Linked DNA regions of Homo sapiens: all the other regions are linked to region 5. Evidence: chromatin loops called from intact Hi-C (ENCODE). Cell type or tissue: heart right ventricle. All regions are shown on one strand.

Region 1 (4,000 bases), 100 kb before region 5:
CAGAAATATACAGTGGGAAGGGACACCCTATTCAACAAATGGTCCTGGGATAATTGGCAAGCTGCATGTAGAAGAACAAAACTGGATCCTCATCTGTCACCCTATACAAAAATCAATTCAAGATGGATCAAAGACTTAAATCTAAGACCTGAAACCATAAAGATTCTAGAAGATAACATTGAAAAAATCCTTTCAGACATTGGCTTAGAGAAAGACTTCATGACCAAGAACCAAAAGCAAATGTAACAAAAACAAACATAAATAGATGGGCCTTCATTAAACTAAAAAGCTTCTGCACAGCAACAGCAATAATCAGCAGAGTAAACAGACAACCCACAGAGTAGGAGAAAATTTTTGCAATCTATACATCTGACAAAGGACTAATATCCAGAATCTACAATGAACTCAAACAAATCAGCAAGAAAAAAACAAACAACCCCATCAAAAAGTGGGCTAAGGACATGAAAAGACAATTCTCAAAAGAAGATATACAAATGGCCAACAAGTATATTAAAAATCGCTCAGCATTACTAATTACCTGCAAAATGCAAATCAAAACCACAGTGAGATACCACCTTACTCTTGCAAGAATGGCTATAATCAAAAAATCAAAAAAAAAATAGTTGTTGGCTGGGATGTGGTGAAAAGGGAACACTTTTACACTGTTGGTGGGAATGTAAACTAGTACAACCACTATGGAAAACAGTATGGATATTCCTTAAAGAACTAAAAGCAGAAGTACCATTTGATCCAGCACTCCCATTCCTGGGTATCTACCCAGAGGAAAAGAAGTCATTGTACAAAAAAGATACTTGCACACACATGTTTATAGCAGCACAATTTGCAACTGCAAAAATATGGAACCAGTCCAAATACCCATCAATCAAGTGGATAAAGAAAATGTGGTATGTATATATGTATATATATATATATATATATATATATATATATATATATACACACATATACACACACCATGGAATACTACTCAGCCATTAAAAGGAACAAAATAATGGTATTCACAGCAACCTGGATGGAATTGGAAACTATTATTCTAAGGGAAGTAACTCAAGAATGGAAAACCAAACATTGTATGTTCTCCCTGATATGTGGCAGCTAAGCTATGATGATGCAAAGGTGTAAGAATGATGCATTGGACTTTGGGGACTCCGGGCAAAGGATGGGGTATGGTGAGGGATAAAAGACTACATATTGGGTACAGTGTGCACTGCTTTGGTGATGGGTGCACCAAAATCTCAGAAACCTCCAATAAAGAACTTATTTACGTAACCAAACACCACCTGTCCCCCCAAAACCTATTGAAATTAAAAAATAATACTAAAATAAGGAATTTTTCCTCCAGATATGCTCACACATGGGCACAAAAATACTTATATAGAATGTTCATTTTAGCACTGTTAATAACAGCAAAGAGTGGGGGCACAAACAGAAGCATCAACTGGAAGATCTTAATCAAACTAAGATCTATAAAATGCAGTGTATAACCTCCAAGATATTTTGCTAAATGAGAGGAAAGGTGACATGGGATATATATGTACTATTCCCGCTATTAGGGTTTACATTGTGTTGGGGGGACAGTGGCAGGGTGCATGGGTGTAATACAAGTATCATTGCTTGTGTGTACATTAAGCATATCTTGAATTATACACAAGAAACTGTTTACCATTGGCAGCTTTTGGAGACGGAGGTTAGAGATTTTGAGACTGAAGTCAGAAGGAGAATTATTTTTCATTGTATATTTGTTTTCACTTAATTTTTTATGCAAACAGAATTTTCCACCCAAAAGAAACTAATTTTTAAACATAGTACAATATTGGATGATTAAATTAAAGAGACTCGTTTAGCTGCTCATATGAGAAGGATTGAGATATCCCTCAATCTTGCATGGTAGGCAGGACCCTTTTAGTGTAGTCTAGGGGCTTGTGAGAATGGAGCTGCCCAGGGCATGGTGGCTCGGAGTCACTTCAGAGATCCAGAGGACCCTCTGAGTATGGAAGGAAGACTTGGACTCACTAAACTTGTTGTTAACACAATTCGAATTTAAAACAACACCTGAAACCCATGTCTGTATTTCTTTCATATTTTATGGCTGTCTTCTCTAAACCCCACTATTTATTCAGTACCATCTCTAGCTTGCATTTGAGCTAAAATGTTGCTTAGACTTGTTAATTTTAAAACCAGCTTCTTGGTTTCTAAAATTCATGACATTTTCTTAATTCTCGTACAGAATACCTGCACTCCAGGTAATTTGCCTAGAGTGCATAGTTTTACAGACACTGTTTAAATGGTGCATGTTGAAAGCCTGGCAGAGAGGTTAGCTGGGAAAGATTATCTTGTGTCGTGGGTCTATTCAATACTCCAGATACTCCTAATGTCATCTCAAAGAGGCCTTTCCTGATACCGAATCTACACAAGGAAACCACCCTCCAGCCCCTTTAACTCCTGATAGCAGTGTTAATATTCTTCATAGCTCTTATCATAATTTGCGGTAATTTTATTTCTATATCTTTTTTACTTTATGTTCTGACTCCTTTACCAGAATGTAAGCTCCATGAGGGCAGGGATCATGGATATTTTGTTCACAAACATGTCCCAGTACCCAGCATAAGTGCTTATTAAATATTGAAATGGGAGGAGTGTTCCTTTATCCCCCTCGCCGGGTGTGCGCCAGGGGTGTGGCTCGCTTCTTTGGTGCTCCGCTGCTCAAACCACTAGGGGAAGCATGCAGACGGGCAGGTCACGGGGAGCGTTTTTGGGCTTCGACCCCATGGCAGCATCTAGGGTGAGTGTTTCCAGCTCGCGAAGCCCCAGTGGGCGTGTGTTACAGTGCGCTCTTTCCGTTTTGCGGTCTGTAGTTGGCTTGTGTTGATCAGCGCAACTAGACCCTCTGCCTTATCGAAAGGACACAGGGCCTTCTGTATCCCCGGTTCTTGCCCTAGTGTACCAGAAAAATCGGATCACATGTGGGCTTGGAGGATGGGTGCAAAGTTTTATTGAGTGGTGGAGGTTGCTCTCAGCGAGGTGGATGGGGAGCCAGAAGGAGGATGGGTTGGGAAGTTGGTCTCCCCCTGGAGTCGGGCCACCCAGCAGCCGGGCCACCCAGCAGCGGGACTCTCCTCTAACCACCCCAGCTGAATTCTGCCTTGTCCCGCCACCGATGGCCTGCCGATGTCTGCTGGTGTCTGTGTGTTTGCTTTTCTGCTCCTCTTGACGACCAGCCATTTGTGTCTGTGCCCGCTACGGTCTCTCGGGTTTTTATGGGCACAGGATTGGGGGTGTGGCAGGCCAAAAGGCAACTTTATGGGCACGGAAACAGAAATGCTTGTCCTCACTTAGGTCCATGGGCACAGGCCCGAGGGAGCCCTCCCCAGGGACCCCGCCTTTCTCTGCTTAGCACTTCCCTACCCGCCTCCTGTATCACTATGAATCAATGTCCTTGGATCAAGTCAGACTACACATTTAGAGAATGACTTTTTTGTCATTGCTTTTGTAGATACGTTTTTTCAATTGTTAGCCATGAGTTTTTATCTTAGGTTGTTTTCAGAATTAGCTATGCAAATTTAATTTCTCTATTTGCTGTGAAACAAATATTGAGGTTATTATTGGTTAAATCTTACTCCTATTGTCACCCAGGAGCTGTTTCTCACCAGGAAAATTTATTCTGACAAATATTTTGTGGGTACCCTAATTTCAGGTAATGATATTTAATGAATGTTTTATGATTTAAAAAGTTTCCCTCTTCATCAGGGCTAGGAGGAAGCTCTAGGGTATCTGCTCACACACAGCCGCTCTGCTGATGTTTATGGTTGCCATATGCTGCCCCTTCCTCTTTTGGTTCTGTTTTATTAATCTTATAATAAACATCTTCTCTTTCAATAATTCACCTCAAATACTTTTTGATAAGATATGATGCAAATACATTAAATTATGAAAATAAATTATATTTTTTCTATTTTTGTTAATTTTCCATTTCATTGGG
Region 2 (4,000 bases), 340 kb before region 5:
AGCAGAGCTCACTCTAACATTGCTTCTGTTCCACAGTGGTGCAGAGAAGTAGCAGTACAGGCTAGTGGAGGCATGCAGTATAGGCTCCTCTAAGGTTAGCTCAGCATATGGACTCCAGGGAACTGTCTCAGCTGGGCTCAGAACCTGTGAGGACTGTAGGAGTCTCCAGTAGTGAAGACTGCAGGTAGCCGAGATGGTGATGGGGGTGCTGGGATCCTCTTGCTCACCTTTTCCCTGCAAGGAAAAGTCCCTCCTGGTTCCAAGCTGATCTCAACTGTGGGGATGGAGTGGTGGAGGCGAGGTATTTTCTTCCATTTTCTATGTGGCCATCTTGGGTTTCTGAGCTCTATAGGATTCCTGCTGGATTTTTCCTATTCCCTAGTGCTCTCTTTTAGCTATTTTAGTCAAAATGTAGTTATTTATTCATTGTTTTGTTCTGTTTTGTGTGTGTGGAAGAGTGCTAGGAGCTTCTAGTTGGCCATCTTACTGATGTCCTAATTTGTATGTCCTAATTCCATAAAGACTCCAAAGTCTTTATGGAATTCTAAATTTTTATGAATCCAAAGACAGCATAAACATAAAACAGGTTTATTTCAACTATAGACACAAAGCAAACATTTTTGTTGTGCATTCCTTGACTAAGGCCTTTAACCATAAGCTATGTAATACCAGACTAGATCACTATTGACCGTCCCTCACCTTCCTAAACTGTGCTTAGTGACAGCCGCTGACAAACCTGAGGAATAGGGAAGCCAACAATTACACAGTCCCAAACAAACATGGTATACAACCAAACCTCCACAATTTTACCATCTCTTTCTTCTTTTTCTATCTATCTGCCTGTCTCTGTCCCCTTCTCTTTCTCTGTTTTATGCACACACACACACACACACACACACACACACAGACACACACGCTTCCTTCTCCCTCCCGTCCTTTGCTGATGTGTCTGGGAGGGGGGCTGAATCAGGAGCAGGGGGGCTGGTCCCTGGCTTGGCTTTTTTTCTGGGTCACCTCTTGCTGACCCCCAGGTGCTCAGTTCTCTTCTCCGGTGCCTTGTTCAGCCCCCTTTGCTCTTGCTTCTTCATTTTTTTTCTGATGTGAAAACATCCTGGGAAATTTGCATATTTGGCTGTAGTCAGGAGGTCTTGGACAGGGTTTAGTGACTGTGTTGGAACCATTTGCTATTCTCTCACTAATCCCATAGACAGGAGATGGGGGAGTGAGGGTGGGTGGAATCTCACCACTGCCCCCTGAGAGGGAGTAACTGAATCAATAGCACTGTAGCTGTTTCCATCTGTCAGGGTGACATGCCAACTGGCTAATGCTGAATTATTGATACTCCTTCCCAAAGTGAGTTAACCAAACAATTCAAAATCAGTGAAAAGGGGGTGGTCGATTGCAAATGAGGTTAAGTCCATTTTGTCACAAGGACAGGAAGCTGATGGCTGCCTCCAAGCCAAATCTGCTTGATTTATGTTATTGCTGAGAGGTCTTCAGTGCCACAAAGGGAAAGAACACAATAGAACAACAAAATTAGCCTTTTTACAAAAGAGGATTCAGATCACTTTCCAAATGAGCCATATTTACTACTAGCTCCCCATCCCCCCAGCAGTAGAACTGGTATAGAAATAACCAGAAGGGAAGTTCTTTCATAGTTAAAAAAAAAAAAAAAAAAAGCCAAGGTTTCCTTGAAAAACTGGATTCCTCCATGAATTTGACCCTCAATCTTGACTGAAAGGTGATTACTGGAAACACAAAAGCTCACTGGCTAAATTCCTACTCTGATTTCTCTACCGGGTATTAGGATCCGTAGAGCAATTAATGAACCTGAGATATGACAACCCACTGATTTTACTGAGCAGTGTCTTGGGAGATCACAAAGCATTCTCTTATGTATTCAGTGTCATAAATTCTACCCTTTAGGGAGCACATTAATTGTTATGCACTGAGTAAACAGCTGCTTTATATTGTTTACAGAGGTGCCAGGAGGTGCTTGCCCTGAAATTGTGTATGCCCCAGGCTGCCAGGTGTAATAAATAAATGGGCAAGTTGTGAATTTCCATTCATTTAGATGGACTTTTTATTAAAGTGCCTGCCAAGACACATGCACAGACCAGAATGTTTAAAGAATTAACGTTCATAGATTTTAAACATTCCACAGCATTTCACCTGTCTACAGTTTTCAATCTTTCTCAAAGCCTAGTGAACTGTTACAAACACAGGTCTGTAGCACCATCTAGTGGACAGGAAGCAGGGGTAGTGCACAGATAACTGGCTATAAAATTTGAAAGCCAAATTTCGGGTATGGCCCAACCTTCTTGTTCATCGTAGGGTATCCCAGTCATATTCTGAGCAGAATGAAACATGAATTGGATGGCAGGAATGGGTGCTACAGTTTGGCTGAGGCATCCATTATTTGGGGAGGAAGCGGGGGTGGAGGCTGCAACCAGATGGAGCAGTGCATTGATCTGTGCATTTTGATCAGTGGAGAAATCAGTTATTAATCAACAAAGAACTATTGATTTCCCAGCACAGCTGCAGCCAGACAACAGCGTATCAGCTGTTACTATTAACAACCAGTGTTTTGGGAAGTTAACCACTAGCAACTCTGCCCTTGGCTTCAGTAAACAGATCATTAAATGATGGGAAGAACCTGAACTCTCCAGAGGGACAGCTAGAGGAGACTGAGGAATTTTAAACAAAACATGAAACTAATTTGCATTTTGTAGTTCAAAATGGAGCTAGTCATTAGCTCCTTTTAGACAAAAATAATGTGAAAACTGTATATTTATACTGTGTGCATTTTTTGGCTTAACTAAAAATTCAGTTATTAGGACCAATAAAAAAATCAATAATCAACAAATATTATCAACAGCCTACCTCGTACCAGGCACTCCTCTAGGGGAAACAGACATTAAATCCCTGCCTTTGTATTAATATTTAATAGTTGGCATCATGTGACATAGACATTATGGTGCTGCCACAAAGTGGAACCAAAGTTTCTCTAATTTTGTATAAACACACTTTAGAGTTACACTAAAATACCATTATGGCACGAGATATATTTCTCAAAAGAGAAACAATAACCAAATATATTCAGTTTAGCCATTAACATTTTTCTCTTATTTCACTTTAATGGGATTATCCTTATTGATAATGCTAAATATTTACTTGGGCCTTCAACAAGGGGTGTGTGTGTGTGTGTGTGTGTGTGTGTCTGTGTCTGTGAAATTGTCCTATAACCAGCAATTTCAGATGAATGAGTATAAAGTGCTTCAGGCACTTGGACTAAAGCTGGTTCCTAAAAGCTTGCTGCACAGGGTCCATTGTCAAAGGAAGAAAAACTGGTGTTGGAGGCTGCCTGCCATGCTGGGTTGATTATTGGGATTTCACACTCTGTTCTGTGGGGACAAGAACCATCCAACTCTGGAAGGATTGACATCTGGAGAATCTGGCAAGTTAGGGAAGGGACATGAGGAAAAACTATAGTTTAAAAAATTTTAATGTTATAGATAGGACTGTAAAAAGCCAGGAGTATGATAACAGGAGTTCTTCAATTTTAGGTAAAAAATTTATTTAAAAAATTTCCCAGCTTTAGTGAGGTATAATTGACAAATAAAACTTGTATATATTTACAATGTACAATGTAATGTTTTGAAATATGTGTATGTTGTGAAATGATTGATCAAGCTAATTCACATATATATTATCTCACGGAGTTATGTTTTGTGGTGAGAACATTTAAGATAATCTCTCAGCAGTTTTCAAGTATATAATATTTTTAAAAGTATATGTTATTATTGTTTATAGTCACCATACTGTACAATAGATCTCCAGAATTTATTCATCCCAACTGAAATTTTGTATTCTTTGACCAATATCTCCCCATCACAGCCCCTTCCCCAACTTATTTATTTCGGATTTGATTTGCAGAGCGATTGATAGACTTCTATGTTTCAGACACTGAAGTAACTAAGATGAGTAAGACAAGCTTCCT
Region 3 (4,000 bases), 160 kb before region 5:
AGGACATTTGACAAATCATCATAAGACTTCAGCATAATCTTTATACCAAACCAAGGACAGTTTGAGAAAGGAAAATCTAATTTATGAATTTAGAAAAAAATCTTAAGCAAACATTAGCAAAATGTATAAATGTATAAATTGTATAATGTATAAATAGGTCGAGGAGGGCAGGAAGGGAATATGCCTCAGGAGGAAAGAAAAAAGAGATAAGGGCTGGGTGTGGTGGCTCATGCCTGTAATCCCAGTACTTTGGGAGGACGAAGAGGGTGGATCAGGAAGTCAAGAGATCAAGACCATCCTGGCCAACATGGTGAAACCCCTTCTCTACTAAAAATACAAAAATTAGCCGGGTGTGGTGGTGTGCACCTGTAGTCCCAGCTGCTCAGGAGGCTGAGGCAGGAGAATCGCTTGAACCCGGGAGGAGGAGATTGCAGTGAGCCGAAATTTTGCCATTGCACTCCAGTCTGGGTGACAGAGCAAGACTCTGTCTCACAGGAAAAAAAAAAAAAAAGAGAGAAGATAAGAGAAAGGAGAGCCACCCACCAGAAGCACAGAAGGAGGAGCTGGCTGTCAGGAAAGTTGGTGGATTGATAACAAGAATTAACTTCGCCCCCTTTACAAAGTTTTTCTTTTGAGATAGGGTCTGGCTCTGTTGCCCAGGCTGTAGTGTAGTGTAGTGTTGCTCATAATTTGGGATTTGTGGGGATATCTGGTCCCTAGTTTTGTGGAGGTTGTCTGTGCCCCATAATTATTTTTGTAATCTTAGTTGTTCTGTGTGTTCTATGAGGGAATTTGGGAGAAGCCACTGCCAACTTCACCAGATCTCAGAGCAGAGCTTTCTAGTTTCCAGCTCAATATATCTTGTACATAGGAAAGGTTTAATAACTATTTGAGCAACAAATTTAAAAGTTAGAGGTATCATTTTCTTTAGGCACTTTGTAACGTTAGAGCAAAGAGCGTCAAAATTGTAAAGGACACCTGTTATCCCAGCACTTTGGGAGGCAGAGGTGGGCAGATCACTTGAGGTCAGGAGTTTGAGACCAGCCTGGTCAACATGGTGAAACCCCATCTCTACTAAAAATACAAAAATTAGCTGGGCAAAGCAATCAGCAATAGCTAAAAGATTTACTTGGTGTCAGCATCTATCCAAGAGGAAGCAATGGGATCTCTGACAAACTTGACTTCGAGGAAGCCAACAAGCATTTATCTGGAAAACTCAGTGATCCAAATTGAAAACAGTAACTGAAACTAGGAGGGGCTTTCATGGTCCAAAACTGTCCGTGGTAAGACTAAGGAGATTGAATATTCTGAGGTCCCTTCACTCTCAAAGTTACCCAGCAAAGGTTCCTCCAAGACAAAGCTATGATCCAAACTGAGAATAAATTGTTAAGAGAATCTAAGATGAGCAGGTCGGGGACACTAGACACCAAGGAAATATAAGGTCCAGATAAAAGTGGTAAGGGAGAATAGAATCAGAAAATCTTAGAATTTAAGTATTTATATCGTTGGACATTTTATAAAAACAACCAGAAGAGGGTGGTCGAGAGACATTAAATGTAAAGAACCCAAAATGATTCCAAGCCAAGCTTCCTTTCTAAAACTTCAGAAAATCTAATTTGGTGTAAAAATGAGCATCAGAAAAGAATGAGCTAAAATCACATTCAAATTTATTACAGGGCAGGGAGAAAAAAATGAGTAGAATTTCTATAGATAATAAAGATATGCCAGAAAGATGTTCTCACACAAAAAAAAAGAAAACTATAATTTATATTTTTTAAACAGCTAACAGAAAGAAGATCTGAAAGATAAACCAGAATAAAGAAAACTTAGAAATAAAGTGGTAGAAATCAATAAAGAATTAAACATAAAATTAAACATTCATTTCAGAAATTGTCTAACTAGAAGTATAACACAAGAGCAAATAGACTCAACTGGTAATGACTCACAATAAATAGAAAACGAAAAGAAGGAAATTTTTAAATATATAAAAAAAAAAAAATGAAGGTGCCAGGGACTTAGGTGGGAGAGACGGGAATGGAGAGTCATTGTTTGATGGGTATAAATTTCAGTTTTGCAAGATGCGAAGAGTTCTGGAGATGGATGGTGGTGCTGACTGCACAACAATGTGAATGTGCTTAATGTCACTGACTGTGCACTTCAAAATGGTTACGATGGTAAATTTTATGTTATGTGTGTTTTGTCACAATTAAAAAGTGAAAGGAATGAAAAAGGAAATGAAGGAAGAGATGAAAAGTGTTAGTAAGAACATGATCAATTCAGAAGACAGGCAGAGAAGATCTGACGTATCTATATAAAAATTAGGAATCCATGAATGAAAAATCAAAACAAGTTAGAAGAAGCACCTGATTATAATGCACCAAAACTTTGATCAGATGAAAAAATGTGAAGTTACGTATTGAAGGAGCACATTGTATACCTGGAAAAGTTGACCCAGAACAAATATCTGAGCCATAGACCAAGTGACTTATGAAGGAAAGAAAAAGGAATTGTTATCATGCTTTTCAATAACAATTTCTCCTACCAGAAGAAAACAGAGTAACACATTTAAAATGTTGAAGGGAAAGAAACAGTAAGCCCAAGATTTTATATTCAACCACACTTTTTTTTAAGTATAAAGGGAGCAAGCTGTCACCTGGAAGCCAGAACTGAAAAATACTGCTTCTGTGAATCCTTCCTTGGGTATACAGTAGCTTCAGACAACCAAAATTACTAGAGAAATATTGACATAAAGATGGATGGTGGGCGTTGAGCATATATTTACGTGAAGAACAAAGGAAGGACATAAGAACAGAGTGTGGTAATGGCTCTATGCTCTGACAATATAGATACAGCATAATTAAAAGAAAACAAGGAGAGAATGAGAATATCATGTAAAAACATTTGAAACAGTTTTTCAGTAATTATACTGGTAGTAGTTTTGATAGTGTTATTTTGAGAATGTTTTGTGTGACATGGACAAAACATTCAATCATCCCCATTGTCCTTGCAACCCAGGATTCTTGCTGAAGACAAAAAGAGATTTGAACATAAGGTAGAAGAGTTTAAGTAACATTGAAATCTGAATTTGAATTATAGTGTGAACATACGAGGTATTTTATCTTTAAATAAATGAGTGATATTTACATATATAGTTGTATATATTAAATAATCATTGTCATATAATTATTGTTTATATATTTTACCATGCATATAATTATATAGAATTATCAATAGATATAAAGGACTAAGTTCTGATAGAGAGGTACGTTCTATAGGAAATAATAATAGTTATAATGATAAATACATAATTATTATTAAAGGAATAGGAAATTGTACCATAATAAAAATATATATATTTGATCTCTATCCCCAGTTCCTGACACAGAGCTCCAAAAATCCTTGTAATTTCCCGAGTAATCAGGGAGCTAGGTTCATCTTTGTTCTAATATTTTGTCTTTGACCTGGTTCCTGACACAGAACTTGTAACCCTTTGGAATTTTCTGGGTGCTAGGAGAATCTTTTGTTCTAATATTTGTTCTTTGACCTGGTTCCTAACGCAGAGCTCCCAAGACCTTTGTAATTTCCTGAGTGACAGCAGCACCTGACACAGAGCTCCTGAATCCTCTGGAATGTCCTAGATGATAGGAGTTCTAATAAGGTGACTCTTGGTGGCCTCCTGAATGGGAGCTGGTCACCAGAAAGACTAAGCCATGATTAAAAGTCTGGAACTTTTAGCCTCACCTTTCATCCTCCCAGAAGAGGAGAGAGGCTGAAGACTGAATTAATAATCAATCATGCCTATGTAATGAAGCCTTCATAAACTTTCCTGAAGCATGGAGTTTGGGGAGCTTCCAGGTTGCTGACATGGAGGGTGGCATGCCCCAAGAGGCCGTAGAAGCTTCCTGCCTTTTCCTGCATACCTTGACCTCTGCATCTCTTCCATCTAGCTGTTTATCTGTATTATTTGTAATATCCTTTATAATGCACCAATAAACACAAA
Region 4 (4,000 bases), 390 kb before region 5:
AGAGGATGAATAGAAATGAAGGCGGCAATTACCTTTAAGAAAATTTTTTTAAAGCCACACAGAAAAATTAAACTGGAAGAGTACAGAATAGCTCTGCCCTGGGGTTAAGAAAGCAACCCAGAGATGAGGATGAAAGTGTGGGAAGCAGTTAGGGTATCTGATGACCAGACACACAGATTATTTTAGCAGTTCAGTGTCCAACTCACACATAGTATTTTCCCAATGTCCAGTTTACTTGGGAGAAGGGGAATTGAGGGGGAGTCTCTGAAGCAGGACGTCAAGAAATTTCAGGTGGAGGAAGGCAACAGTCTCACAGGGCGTCAAATCAATCAAGAAGATTTTCTTTGGCTGTAATTGCGTAGACAGAAGAAAACTGAGAAAACCCATGCCACTCAGTCTCATTTGCAGGCTACACACACACACACCGCAAGATACCAGCCTCAAGGAAGAACACCTGTTCTAACCCTGTGCCTGCCGGGGGCGGCGGGGGGGGGCGGTGCGCGCGTGGCCATCCCAGGGAACTCATGGGCCATCTCAACAGCAGGGAGCCCGGATGCACTCAGGACCTGGCTGCACCAGAAAGACGCAAAAGGCCCCGCCAAATGTGTCCTGGCTAACTCGCCAAAAAGAGGCCTTAGAGAAAGGTTGTGAAAAGGGATCAGGCAGCCCAGATGTTTACCTTGGGCTGCAAAAAAGACGTAACCACAGGGCAGAACAGTTTATTTTCCAGAAAGGGTTTTCTTGCAAAAAAAAAAAAAAAGTAATCTTGAGGGTCAGAAAAGACTTTTGTGAGGTGTGGGAAAGAGAGGAAGGACCTCCATAGAAGTCAGTGTTTCTTCTAACAACCATTTCCGTGCCAGTGGGCCGCAATAGTCAAATTTCTCTCTAGGCTATCTCCACCTTTCTCCCTATATGGTCCTAGACTGAGAATCACACCTGTAGGCACTGAAAAGCCTCGAGTAACACCTAGCCTACCCGTCCCCACCACCCCCACCCCTCCACCGCCACCCGCTACGGTGCAGGTCCCTCCCTGATCTCCTATCGCAGCCAGCGCCTGCAGGTCTAAGCTCCATCCTCAGGTCGTCAGGAGCCTGGCCCCTGGAAATCATTCCCGCGCCTCACACCTGTGCTATTCTCTTGACACAATCTCCACACAGAAAAGCCCCAGGGCAGACTCCCGCCCCTTAAGCCACAGTGATCCTCTCACACACAGCCCCTCCACCCCCACGGCCAGCGGAGGCTGCGGAGTGCCAGCAAGGAGCGGCTCCACTCGGTGCCCCGAATGCGCGCACGGAGAACTGAGAACTCAAAAGTGCACCCGGAGTGCAAGGGGCGTGTGACTGCAGCCCGGCCGGCCCGGAGGCCCACTCCCGCCCTCGCCCACCCAGCGGGGCAGGCTGGCCTTTACCTCCTGGAAGAGCTCCAGACTATAGGTGTTGTCGTCGTCAGCGAAGAAGAGCACGCCGGGCTGCGCGCGCTGGTGCTGGTGCCTCTGGCGCAGCCAGGCGAGGCCCGCGTTGCGCTGCTCAGTGGCGCGCGGCAGCCCGGGCCGCTTGTAGCGCCGCGGCGTGGGCACGTGCAGGTGAGTGCTGGGCAGCCCGGCCCGCGCCAGGAAGCGGCTCACCAGCTCGCTGCGCGCCGCCGCGTCCTCCACCAGGATCCAGTGCAGCTGCGCCACCTGGCGGAACGTGTTGGCCAGGCGGGTCAGCTCCGCTTTCTGCACCGGGCGGCTGTAGGTGGGCGTGATGGCATAGATGGTGGGCAGCTGCGGCTCCGGCTGTGGCTGCGGCCGAGACTGGTTGCGCTTTTGGGTCCCGTGAGCCGGGCCGCCCCTGCGGAGCGGGAGTCGGGCGCCCCCGCGGCCCACCGCGTAGGGAGAGAAGTAGGGGCGCGGGGTGAGCGGGGGCACTGGCCTGCGCGTGTCCACGTCGAGCATGATGATGACAATTAGGATCCAGGGCAGGAGGATAAAGAAGCGGGTGAAAAGCGCGGACTTCATGGTGCACGCTCCCTGGCCTCTCGGACACCCCAGAGAGGGGCGAGCCGAGGGACCCCAGTGCGCAGCTTGGACAGCGGCGGCGCCAGCACTTAGGGAGTGGTGATGGGTGCGCTGTCCATGGGGCCGAGGGCGCTGCAGAGACCTGGAGCCGCGGGGCTCACTACCTGGGCGTGGAGGAGCGGCAGGTTCGCGCAAGCTAGAGCGACAAGGGGTGCAGGCGGGCGGGCAGGGGCTGCCCCCGACTCCAGGTGAGCTGGCGGGAAGCGGGACTCGGTCCAGCCGCGCGCCGCCGGTCCCGGAGTTGTGCCGAGTGCGGGAAAGGCGCTGATCCCCACCGCGCTCTTTCTGAAGAGTGGAAGCCGAGAAGCGGCACCCGGTGCGCCTCGCCGCTCCAGTCCGGCGGTGCTGCGGGCACAAGGGCTCCAGCCGCGGGCCCCCAGGACGCTCTCTGGGACGCCTTCGAGGGCGGGCGGCGGCGCTGGGGGCTTTCCTTCCTCACATTCCCGCCGGGGTGGCGAGGAGCGGGTGGAGACGCTGGGGGTTGTGTCCCGGCTGTGTTCGCGCGCCGCAGCGGAAGCCTGCTCTCAGTCCCTTGCTCTTGTCTTCTCAGAACCTCTCCGGATCCAGCAGCAAGATCCCAAAGCAAGGAAAGAAAGAAAAAGCGAGGGGGCGGGGGCGCTGCAGAATCCAGCGTCCTCCCAAGTCCTCCTGTGGGAAGACAGCAGCGCTGCTACTGGTGGAGAGGGGCTGCGAGAGGGAGGCGCGGAGGGACCCCTTGGCTCTCCGCCGGGTCTGGCGCTAACGGCCCCGCGAGCAAGCTCGGGAGGCGGCCGCTGCACCGCGGGTGGAGGAGCGGGAGGAGCGTCCCCGCGGGGCTGCACGACCTCCTGGAGGGGGTGATGCTCGTTCACCTCTCTTCAGCTTTGTGAAATACCGCAAGGTCTTTGGAGATGAGCCAGGAAAATCCATTCACGTGCGGAAATTTGCCGGGCTACGCGCGTTGCTGCTGATGCCTAGGGTTCGGAGTGAAAGGAGGGGAGAAAGCGAAGGGATTCCTCCTCCTGCTCCCAGCTGCTGCGTTGATGTGCTGGGGTGTATCGAACAGCGGCAACAAAAAGCGCTTTCACTGCAAGGCAGACATCAATAGGAGCCCACGGAGATGGAGGGGTGCTGCACATAGGTGTTTGGCATGTGAGACAGTCCATAAGAAAGAATCAATTCGGAGGGCTGCTGCCTGACTGCAGTTTGATCATGGCGGGTGGGGGCGGGTGGAATTCCTAAAACTCCAGCCGAGCATGTTTAACTTATTTTTCTTCAGTAATTTGGAGTCACGGTCCCTCCCAGTTCTTCGCTGTCACCGGAATTACTCCGTTTGGCTCTCCCAAGGCTCCTGTCAAGAAGGCCTAAGAAGTAGAATGGCCTTCATTTTCAGGATAAGGAAGCTGAGGTTCAGGGTTTAAAATGATTTCTCTGAGGTCAGTGGCAAGTGGCATATGGAAATAGAACGTGGGTCTCCTGCGTGTGTCTATAGCTAGTGGCGTCCTCACTGCATGGCCTGCAGAAATCCCACCCAACACAGCCGGGCCGGTTTGGCCTTCCTACATATAAAGATGGTGCGATTGAAATCAAACAGAGTGTACCATGACGAATAGAACCATGATAGGGTCTGGAAGACCCCAAGTAAACAGTTGGCACTTAGTTTAGACACTTTTTGCTGTCTAGCTGGCCTACTAGCTGAGTGCCTGACCTTCTGTAACTTACCAGGAAGAAGGGCTGTGCTTCCCAGGCAGGTCCCAGGGAAGTGCTTGCAAAGCAGAAGGAAAGCTCCAGACTGTTCTGCCCTAGCCTATGATAAATAATTTCTGAGCCCATCTTGTCTGGGTTGTCTGCCTTTCTCGGGCTTGTTCACAAATAAATCTCTCTCCGACTGTGCGTTCTGGTGCAACTGAGAGCTCTGGGGCGAATGGCTCTCCAGCTTTTCTGACAGCTCCTCTTCTCCCA
Region 5 (4,000 bases):
TCAACAAACTAATGCTCAAATCTAATCTATTTTCTCCAACTCCATTGACCTTGCCTTATTTCTGGCTTTATTTTTGGAGGCTCCTAGTTAAATTTCCCTTAATAGAATGAGGACATCTCTATCTCATCCTAGCCATCAAATTAATGATATTTTCCCTCTCTTATAGAAAACAAATGGACTTGGTAATGTAAGGCAGTAACAGGATCTGTCTACAAATTTCCTAGAAGACAATCTATACATAAAGTTATATATGTTGCATTTAATTTTCACTAAAATCCTGTGATAAACCTCCCTATCCAGAAATTTTGCTTGCTCATTTTAATCTGGCTACTAGAGAATGGAGAGGCATTTCCACCTGGGTCCAGCCTTAAATGACAATATGAGTGGTCAATCATTTCTGCCACCCTTGTTGCCCCAAGGGAGGTAATAAAAGTAGTTAGAACACCTGTCACTGAACTTGGATGTGCATGGTGAGCAAAGCCCTCCATATCTTCCTATTCAGGAGGAGTTGCCACATCTCCTCAGTGGCTCCTAGGCTGCTTAAGCTTTTGATATACCCTATGTAGACAAAAGGGTACAAAAGCAAGGTTGCTAACATCTAACTGTTGCCTTGAGTAAAAAACAAAAGGAATTACAGAACAAACGTTTGGCTAATTTCAAAGTGTCCCTTAGTGCTTGAAAACTTTGTCTTATTATTTTTTATACAGAATCAAAGTAGGCCTATCTTAGAAAAGGGAACATCCTTAATGTTGGAGAGGTTTTAAAATAGGCTCTCACTATTTCCAACCCAGATTATTGTGCTGACAAACTGATGTTTTCCCCACTTCCTGTCTTTCTTCTCCAGTTATTTCACATTCTACTTTCTGATTTTGCTGTCCAAAATGCATATTGGCCACCTTTATGTTTAAACACTCCAGTTTACTTCCTCTTGTTTCATAAAGTCCAAAATTGCTGGATATGGCCTACCTCCCTCTCCATCCTCATTGCCTATCTTTACCCAACAACAGCACACGAAATTTCTAGGAATAACCCCCAAATATGTGGGAACTGCATGATTTGTGCCTCTATCAAATATTCATTTTTCTCTCTCTTTTTCTTTTTTCATAAAGACAGGGTCTCACCCTCTAGCCCAGACTGGTCTCGAATGCCTCTTGATACAGTGCTTGTGGAGCCCATGGATTGATTTCTGAAGGTCCTCGAACTTCCTGAAATGAATGCTCATTTTGAGTAAGGTATACATTACAGCATTTTTTAGGGGTATAAGCTCCATATATTTTATAAGATTTTCCAGTAGGTCTTTAAACTCTAAAAGGTTAAGAAACACCATAAATCTGTTGAGAACTAGGACACAGATGACCAAATTTGACAGAACAATATACAAAGTAAGAATGGATGACAGTGTTGTAGAGTCTCATCGTCAAGTATGGAATCTCATTTATAAAATGTAAAAACTGAGGCCCAGAGAATTTTAATGATTCGCCTGAGTTCATTTACAAACTAAACTACACAATTTAGATTTAACTGTGCAATGTCTTTTCCATTGTTTGCTTTTTCATGTATTTATTGTTTTATTCAATTATTATAGAGTGGAACATACTTGAAAGTGGCAACTATGCCTTGAAATGATGATTATGATGGTGATGGCAATGATGATAAAGATGATTTTAGAGGAAATTATGAATAAGAAACATGTCTAAGACCAAGAAATATACAATTATGTACTGCTAATTCTTACATATTTAGAGTACTCAATTTGCCTCTTAAAAATCCTGGATAATGAGAATTTATTGACTTAAGTCAACTGCATCCAACAAGTCAGGCAATTTCCAAATAATTGTGTGATTTTTAAAAATGAAATTCTCTTGAAATGTTGGATCCACTAATTTGCAGATCTGAGAACATGTTTTTCATATGGTACCCAATTGATTTATGTGAATTGCTTAAGGAAAGAAGTTGAAATTTACCTGAAATATCTTTTGTTAGACTATGCGAAGCAGAGGAACTTGCTTTACATTTTTGTTTAACCTTCACTAGGTAGTTCAAATCTCATTGTCGATTTTACTGATTTTTATAAGGTTATAGAAATGCTATTATTTTGTCAGAGAACTAAAGTGCCCTCTACTGTTTCTTCTCTGTTATTACAGCCAACTTTCTGTTAAGATACTTGATTTAACAGAAAAGTCGTCCTTACAGAAATAACCAGCAATAAATTCATTTCTGATAAAGATTCTAATTATAAAAAAGAAAATTATTATTGACTAAGCATTTTGAAGCATTTACATGTTTTATAAATTGACCAGTAAATAAAATCCTACATATTTGCCTTAATCATATTTTTGTCACTTTAATCTTAAAAATTCAAATTCCACTTTATAAAAAACATTTCTACTTTTTGGCATTTGTTTCAATTCATTTTACACAGCCAGAATTTTTTCACTATGTTGACTAGTATCTTTTTTAAAAAGATGACCAAAATAGATATATTTTTAATTTAAATATTCAGAAGCATAAGAAAATTAAGAAGGGCCAATCACTATTTTCTGAATGTAATTAATGAAATTTATTACTGAGAAAAAAATCCTCTAGATGTCATGTTATTAACTTAAAAATAGAATCATCTTACAAATTTACATATTTGCTTGTTGTAAACTTCAATTTTGACTAATAATTATGCACGTCACTTCCCTTCACTAAAGTAATCCAAGTTAGCTCTGAGTCATTTCAACCACTATTACTAACAGCATCATTAAAAAAAAAATGTCATTTCTTAGTCTTAAAATTTCAGTTATCTACATGCGTAGAGGCCTAGGATCTGTAGAGAACACTCTTTTACGAGTTCATAAATCTAATTATTTCAGAAATGTTTCACCCTTTCTCACTCTCTTTTTCATAGGACTTTTCCATCATTGGCAAGGTTTTAAAAATTTCCTAGTTTGTTGGTAGCTATTCAGTTCTTGCACAAAGACACAAATCTTGGCTGCTGGCCTTTTGGCATCTCCTAATTTTTTCATAGACCTCAATTGAACTTTCAGCCTGTTCATGGAACTTCAGAGGCTGACAATAGAAACAGCTCCTATTTGTCTTTTCACCCTTCACTTTTAATCCTTTCCATAAGCCACTTGAAAGTACAGTACTAGGTAGTTCAAGGATAGAGAGGGAGAAGACGAAAATCTATTTTCCCTCCATAATGCTTTCGGTATCCCATTTTCTTTTCATCCAAAGACAAGCAAATTAAGCAAATAAACATTAACACTGGTAATAATCCAGCTCATGTAACTAAGATTGATGTTGGGTGAGCCTCAGTCTTATAATACAGTCATTTGAGCCTCTTCTGTTATGCCAGAATTAATCTGTAGAAGGAGCCATAAAAGTTCATACAAAAAAGGGAAAAATGGCTTAGCAGTGTGAAGCAGAAGCAAGAGGTGCATGCTAGAAAGTTGGGAGCTCACACTTAAAAAAACTACAGAACTCAAAATTTGCCATGACGTGCAGGTCCTTCTTGGGCCTGTAAATTAGGCAGTTAACGCCTTATCTGAACCCTGGGAAGAATAACTTTCAGTTGCTTTTCCTCGCCCTAACTCTTCTACAAGGAAAGAAGCATAGCCTGTCTGCTTGGTGACTGCTTGGACCCTGCTTCACTAAGTTGAGCCTGTCTGGAACAGAGCTCAGACCTGCCTCCATGTAAATGTAAAGGCCAAAGGCCTTGGATGGCAGCAATTCTGGGTGACTAGGTAACTCTCCTTCAGGTAGGTTGCCCCAGGGATTGGGACACACTATTGTGGCTGATAATTTAAACTATAATCTTCACTCAAATCCTATTGGTAGTAAAAATGTTATGTTCACATCTGGAAGATGTTAGAGGGCCAATTTATTAGAGTGCCATTTGTTTCTGATGTATTTTTCCCCATGCTCTGAGGGCAGCTGCACTGTCAGCTATTGAGCTTGTAGGGCCAATAAGCTTCAGCAAATTCACACTGTAAATCCTCTTGACCAATGAGTT

What was found. Peaks named below come from ENCODE experiments on the same cell type or tissue, not always from the same donor. Only the 100,000 strongest peaks of a DNase experiment are listed, where the experiment ranks them.
Region 1: a loop joins it to region 5, with 2.5 times the contacts of the local background. A loop is called at or near these places in 3 of 110 quality-filtered maps.
Region 2: a loop joins it to region 5, with 3 times the contacts of the local background. A loop is called at or near these places in 8 of 110 quality-filtered maps.
Region 3: it touches region 5 in a loop (16-fold over the local background); 89 of 110 quality-filtered maps call a loop at or near these places.
Region 4: a loop joins it to region 5, with 3 times the contacts of the local background. A loop is called at or near these places in 4 of 110 quality-filtered maps.

What each region holds. Positions count from the first base shown.
Region 1 is chr6:71,242,697-71,246,696 of GRCh38, forward strand. No RefSeq gene overlaps it. Among named protein-coding and RNA genes, the nearest start is that of OGFRL1, 44 kb to the right of the region's middle. In heart right ventricle, no CTCF peak of the experiment used is centred here; no DNase peak of the experiment used is centred here.
Region 2 is chr6:71,010,794-71,014,793 of GRCh38, forward strand. No RefSeq gene overlaps it. Among named protein-coding and RNA genes, the nearest start is that of B3GAT2, 56 kb to the left of the region's middle. In heart right ventricle, CTCF peaks have their summits at 2,245 (motif pointing left) and 2,446; no DNase peak of the experiment used is centred here.
Region 3 is chr6:71,189,466-71,193,465 of GRCh38, forward strand. No RefSeq gene overlaps it. Among named protein-coding and RNA genes, the nearest start is that of OGFRL1, 97 kb to the right of the region's middle. In heart right ventricle, a CTCF peak has its summit at 1,517 (motif pointing right); no DNase peak of the experiment used is centred here.
Region 4 is chr6:70,954,431-70,958,430 of GRCh38, forward strand. It overlaps B3GAT2 (beta-1,3-glucuronyltransferase 2), which reads right to left and starts at 2,630. Exons shown (of 4, transcript NM_080742.3): 1 at 1,409-2,630. The coding sequence starts at 1,999. LOC124901229 reads left to right here and starts at 1,998. Exons shown (of 2, transcript XM_047419611.1): 1 at 1,998-2,098; 2 at 2,202-4,000. The coding sequence starts at 1,998. The coding sequence ends at 2,928. RefSeq lists silencers at 1,222-1,361, 1,832-1,961 and an enhancer at 1,890-2,405. In heart right ventricle, CTCF peaks have their summits at 1,697 (motif pointing left) and 1,900; DNase peaks (open chromatin) are centred at 1,294, 1,681, 2,581 and 2,961; H3K4me3 peaks cover 2,905 bases; H3K27me3 peaks cover 3,106 bases.
Region 5 is chr6:71,347,406-71,351,405 of GRCh38, forward strand. No RefSeq gene overlaps it. Among named protein-coding and RNA genes, the nearest start is that of MIR30C2, 28 kb to the right of the region's middle. In heart right ventricle, CTCF peaks have their summits at 2,118 (motif pointing left) and 2,323; a DNase peak (open chromatin) is centred at 2,980; H3K4me3 peaks cover 475 bases; H3K27ac peaks cover 1,824 bases.